Linked DNA regions of Homo sapiens: region 2 is linked to region 1. The links are chromatin contacts, found by Hi-C or POLR2A ChIA-PET in ENCODE. All regions are on one chromosome and are shown on one strand. Each heading gives the region's core, a stretch centred on a gene start or an enhancer-like site at or near the end of the contact. The rest is flanking DNA. Distances are from core to core; before and after follow the strand shown. Region 1 overlaps PPP2R5E (protein phosphatase 2 regulatory subunit B'epsilon). Region 2 overlaps PPP2R5E (protein phosphatase 2 regulatory subunit B'epsilon).

Evidence for each region. A loop is a pair of places that touch in the nucleus more often than their neighbours do. ChIA-PET counts read pairs that join two places held with the same protein, here RNA polymerase II (POLR2A). Pooled maps may share reads with other maps.
Region 2: a loop to region 1 is called in a map of natural killer cell, with 3 times the contacts of the local background. The contact joins two enhancer-like sites. A Hi-C loop is called at or near these places in 3 of 168 maps with a recorded cell type or tissue (endothelial cell of hepatic sinusoid, naive thymus-derived CD4-positive, alpha-beta T cell and natural killer cell), 13 of 37 single-sample maps with no recorded cell type and 13 of 50 pooled maps. POLR2A ChIA-PET finds 5 or more read pairs at or near these places in 9 of 52 experiments (A673, Caco-2, GM12878 and 6 more).

What each region holds. Positions count from the first base shown.
Region 1 is chr14:63,469,971-63,472,971 of GRCh38, forward strand. All of the region lies in intron 2 of PPP2R5E (protein phosphatase 2 regulatory subunit B'epsilon), which reads right to left. Among named protein-coding and RNA genes, the nearest start is that of PPP2R5E, 72 kb to the right of the region's middle. RefSeq lists an enhancer at 1,685-1,764. Within about 2 kb of position 1,406, at least 6 of the 41 ENCODE cell types and tissues checked have a DNase peak (open chromatin) inside an H3K27ac peak, as active enhancers do.
Region 2 is chr14:63,511,601-63,514,601 of GRCh38, forward strand. The region is part of intron 2 of PPP2R5E (protein phosphatase 2 regulatory subunit B'epsilon); the gene reads right to left. Among named protein-coding and RNA genes, the nearest start is that of PPP2R5E, 30 kb to the right of the region's middle. RefSeq lists an enhancer at 1,289-1,578. Within about 2 kb of position 1,396, at least 2 of the 41 ENCODE cell types and tissues checked have a DNase peak (open chromatin) inside an H3K27ac peak, as active enhancers do.

The DNA of each region.
Region 1 (3,001 bases), core at 156-2,655:
TGAAATACTTCCTCCTCTCCATTTATTTGGACAGATAAATGTGGCAGTAGGATTATAAAGAATAAACAATGATTTTTGTCCTCCTCATCTCCTACCTCCCCACACCCCCCACTTTTTTTGAGACAAGGTCTCACTCTGTCACCCACGCTAGAGTGCAGTGGCACAGTCACAGCACACTGTAGCCTCGACCTCCCTGGCTGAAGCAATCCTCCCATTTCAGCCTCCCAAGTGGCTGGGATTACAGGCATGCACCACCACACCTAGCTAATTTTTGTAGTTTTTGTAAAGACAGTGCTTCACTATGTTACCCAGGGTGGTCTTGAACTCCTAGGCTCAAGGGATCCTTGCCGCCTGGACCTCCCAAAGTGCTGGGATTACAAGTGTGAGCCCCTGCATCCAGCCTCCTACCTCCCTACTTATAGCCCAGTTCCAACCCCAAGGCACACAGTATTCCACAATCACACTCTGCACTCATAACCTTTCCATAAGTTTAAAAAAAAAAAAAAACCGACTTGCCCTCTGATAATGTGGTGATTGATTATCCTGTCTACTAAAGGGTTAAGGGGTTATCTCTAGGAAGAACATATTTATATTATTAAAAAATACTTCATAGTGACAATAACAAAATGGCTTCATCCAATTGCATAATTTTAATAGGAATTTCCAGCATAAAACAAGCAAATTATCTGAAGACTCTATTGACACCTAATCTACTTTCACAGGATCATAAAAACAAGCCTTTATCAACAGATTAAAAAAAAAAAAAAACGTGGCTGAGCACAATGGCTCACACCTATAATCCCAACACTTTTGGAGGTTGAGGTGGGAAGATCAACACAGAAAGACCTCCGTCTCTACAAAAAAAAAAAAAAAATTACAGCATCCTAATAAAAAGATAAAATGTCTAATTCTGAAATTTTGACAATCTACATTGCTTGCTTGTACCATTAATGCACCCTGATATTACAAAGGTGACCAAGCAATAGCTTCTGAGCCATTTTTTACCCCACCCTGAAGTCCAAAGCAAGCATAGCATGCAGATGACAACATTTCTTTGAAAAAAGCCAAGTGGGGCAAGTTCAAGAGAGACCACTCTGAATGACATTCATCTAGATTCCAGAAACTCTCATATTACATAAATCTGCAAAAACACGCACCAGGCTCTCTTTGAGAATGGAGAGTACACATAAAAATGCGTAAGTTTCAAATTTCTGATAAAACCAGATGTCTTATGTATAGATTGTTCATAGACCCAGATGGGCCAGAAGAACCTCATTCATACAACTCTCACAAGTTTTCAGAATCTATCCTCTATTGAAAATATCATGATCTCCTACAGACAATACACTCTTTCAGGATCTTGACTATAAGCAATGTCAAAATACACTTGTTAATTAATGAATGAATAACCCAAAATAAACAAGAGTCACTGAAGACAGGTCAGGTATTAGAAAAAGATACGCATTCTAAAGAGCCATTTCCTGTTTCACAATAAATAGTTTCTGAAAATCTTGAATGAGTCATCCCTTCCCAGTCATATCATGTATACATAATAATAGTAAAAACTTAGTAAGCACTTACTCTGTGGCAGTCACTATTATAAGGAGTTTACATGTATTAACTCCTTTAATCCTTTCTACAATGCTGTGAGGTAGGTATTACCAACCTTATTTTTACATATAAAAATTGGCCCAAAGATATTTAGCAACTTGCCCACCATCACACAGCTGGAAAGGGGGCCCTGCTGAGCTTCAGACCTCCACAATCTGGCACCTGTACACTATCCCACCTCTGCTAAAGACTAATGAGAGCTGGCTTATCACTACTGATCATTTTTGTTTTCATCTAATATCTACAACGTACACTGGAGGGACCATCTGGAAGGGTTAATCTTCCTAATCTTCCTAACAGACTCTTTAACATAGATTGAGGAAGACAAGCATTCTGTCATCTATCTCCTCTTTGTACCAAGCAAAATGCAACTACCAAGGGTTAGAAAGATTCTCCAGCTGGCCTGTTATTTCTGTTAATATTTAAAAGCCCCCTTAGGCTGGGCACAGTGACTCATGCCTGTCATCCCAGCACTGTTGGAGGCCAAGGCAGGTGGATCACCTGAGTCAGATGTTCAAGGCCAACCTGGCCAACATGGCAAAACCCCATCTCTACCAAAAATACAAAAATTAATCGGGCATGGTGACAGGCGCCTGTAATCCCAGCTACTCAGGAGGCTGAGGCAGGAGAATCGGCTGAACCCAGGAGGCGGAGGTTGAAATGAGCTGAGATCACGCCATTTCACTCCAGCCTGGGTGACAAGAGTGAATCTCCATCTCAAAAAAAAATAAAATAAAGGACCCCTTTACATTAGTGTTAAGTCTCTCAAAAGATGATTCAAAGTCTTCTCTAACCTTCCAGCCTTCTCCTTTGCACTAAAGCTGGCTTACTTCAAGACTTCAACCTTGTTTGGATTTAATTTACTGTTCAGGAAAATGTAATGACACAGAAGTTTGGTTGTTTCATTTTGTTTTGAACACCTGACATTTGTTGAACTTGCATATGATTTGGAGTCTAACTGAGAGTTCAAACCTGTATTATCACCAGCACAGCCTAAGGTCAATTAGAAAGCCAGTTAGGTTGAATTGCTTTCAGCTAGTGATGGGACAGAAAGGAAGCATGAATAGAACAAGGAATAAACAAAGGAAAGGTGGAAGATATTTTAGACAAGAACAGCACAGAGGTGAGAGTGAGCACATTATGGGAGAAATTATAAGAAGATATGCATGTCTAGGGCATGGAAGACAGGTGACTAGAAAGAGTGGGAAATGAGAGGGAGGAATGAGGACATACCTGGCCAGAAAGGACTTTACAAACTGCAGGGTAACCTGGGTTTCATGTGGCTGACAACACAGAAATGTGGGACAGGAGCAAACATAATGAGAAGTGTTTTAGCGGGGGCTGAAGGGAGGCAATCAAATTAGCCAAAAACAATGTCATCAGAACCAAG
Region 2 (3,001 bases), core at 146-2,645, 42 kb after region 1:
ATGCAAGCCACCTAACAGCATTATATAAAAGGCAAAATTTCAATTCTAAAGTAAACTGACATAGAATGGGTATGGTGTTGATGAGCTGATTAGAAAAGGAAAGAGCACAAGTCATAAATCACCGTGTAGCTCATTAAAATGTAGTATGATAGAGAGCTGAGTTCTCTGTGCAAAAAATTACCAAGATAAGAATCTCAGCTGGGTGTGATGGCTCACGTCTGTAATCCCAGCACTTTGGGAGGCCGAGGTGAGTGGATCACATGAGGTTAGGAGTTTGAGACCAGCCTGGCCAACATGGTGAAACCCCATCTCTACTAAGATACAAAAAATTAGCCGGGCGTGGTGGTGCACCCCTGTAATCCCAGCTAGTCAGGAGGCTGAGGCAGAAGAATCACCTGAACCTGGAAGGCAGAGGTTGCAGTGAGCTGAGATTGTGCCACTGCACTCCAGCCTGGACGACAGAGCGAGACTCTGCGGTAAAAAAAAAAAAAAAAAAAAAAAAAAGAATCTCAGAACACTGAAAATAAAAGATTTCACACCAATACAATGTATCTTTTCAATGTCCCACACACCATTTTTGAAAATTACTAAGTACTTTACCCTCTTGCCAAACATCAAAAATAATATGCTCTTTCAAGATCATCTAGATAGAGGAACAGTTACGCTCTTTCCTTATAGAAAAGAAACCAAGCTGCACTTCTCTTCCTTAGCAGATACAGATAGATGGGTAGAGATAGATGATGGGTGGATGGAAGGATAGAAGGACAAACATACATACCACAAATAATACTTAAGAGTAAAAGCATTTATGCTGTATTGAAAGTCTCTGGTAGACTCTGTAAGTGATCATACAAAGGCTTAATGTGATGATCACCAATGTTTATAGATATCATTTTTCTTCTCAGTAGTTGTTACTTTCTATTAATTGGAAAGGCAGATTTGAGACACATAACTACCCTTCTGTTTTTAATTAATTTTTTTAATGTTAAGATAGAAAGTGAAAACTTCCACTCCTATTCCCCAAAGATGACCAGTGTTAAGTTTCCTCGTATCTCCTTCTAGGCCATTTCTCTTTTCCAAATTACTTGTTGTTACTTATAATAACTAATGTAATATAAAAAATAAAAAATTTTTTAAAACAAAGTTAATTGTCACATACTGTAATTTTGAAAACTAAAACATATCTTCCAAGCTACCTCTATAAATTAAGTAGAATCCTCCCTACCTATAAATGTTCTGTCACAAGCTTTCCAAACTCTGTAAAAACCTAACATTAGTATTATATATTGAGTTTTAAACAACTAGTATGAAGATGGCTTGATTTCTGAAACATCTCATCACCTATCACCAAAGAGAACCAACAGCAGCAGTGGAAAACCCCATTCTCCACCCCCCTACCCCCCACCAAGAAAACAACAACAACAACAACCAAAAAACCCCAGCTATTTAATGGCTGGGGGGGAAAAATTACCTTTTTTGGAACTGAAATAGAAACTGTTTGGATGGTTAAATGAAACCACTCACTAGAGTTTATAGGCCTAGTTTATACTTGACATGTGGAAATGAGTCTTCAGGAAGAAAGAAAATTCCTGAAGATGGATACTGATTATCTCTGTTTCTGAAGATACACTCACCAAAGAAAGGCCCCTCAGGATCATGCACTGGTGTATTCAAAATACACACTGCATCGCCCTCAAGTAAAAAGGACAAGGATAGACTAAGTCTTATCAAATTATGCCCAGCAAAATGAAGAACTTGGAAAATGAGGTTCCGGTAAAAGAAAATCTCCCCTCAAATACTGTACAATCTTTCAAAAATATGAACCACTCACTAAGTGTGCTTCTCATGTTACATAAAACTTTGGAAAACCACATCAAATCCTGTTACCTCTTAATTATACACACTAATGAAGGGATAAAAACATGGAGAACCTAAAATTCACTTCCTGCATATTAAAAACAAATGAACAGATTGTAGAGCTTGGGAGGCAGGGGATAGAGGTGGGGAGGGGTTCCTGCAACAACAAACAGAAATTTTCCTTTCTAATTGTTTACTTAAAGTTAGAATTAAAATAAGCTTTTTATATTTCCTGAACACACATCAAACAAAAATAAAGAGAGCCTGGGTGTCCATCTGAGTGGAAGGGAAACTACACAGAAGACCAGAGGAGAAACTTATATAGCGCTCATCTTTCATTAATTGTGATGAGCCAGAACTGGGGCCTCTGAGCTGATATGAATCCCTATAAGGCAAGAGGGGCCAGGGTAAGAGAAAGGACTAGAATATCACACTCTCTCCCGCAGCTCACTCTTCCACTTGCACATCCCCCAGACACAAAGGTACTATGCTCTTTAGGTCCTGGGCTCCAGCCCAATGTTTTCTACGGCATATTTCAAGGAGAGCTGCAAAGTGTCAGGTTAATGCCAGCAGCAATTCTTGTGAACCAGCAAATGTCTGTCCAGTCTAAGCCCCAGATATGACAGGAAACTGAGTTTGTTTTATTGTCAAGACTGCACCAAAAGTCACTTAATGTTTGTATACTATTTCCGCTCTCCAAATCTAATCAAATAAATACTACCCAATAAATTTAGACCCCACTAAATCTTTATATCTGAATATCATATTTATTCATTCAATAAACACTTATTCCACACCTCCTACATGCCAGACACTGCCAGCTCTCAGTCACAACTGAAAAGATTGATAATAAAACCAGAAAAGGAACCTTATGCCCAGAGTCTTTCAAAGCATTTGGCCACCTTTGATACTCATGGGTCTTTCACAGACTATGCTCTGTCCAAAGCAACACCTTTCCTGCTAACCAGAGCAAGCCATAATCATAAATCTCTACCTTTAAAACTATGTTTATTATACTACATTACACAAAAACTCTCTTCATTAAAAAAAAAAGAGAGAGAGAGACTCTCTAGAAGAATATTTAAGATGCAAACCAGAAAAGAAAAAGTAATGAGTAAGAAGCGATACTATAGTAAGAATCAGC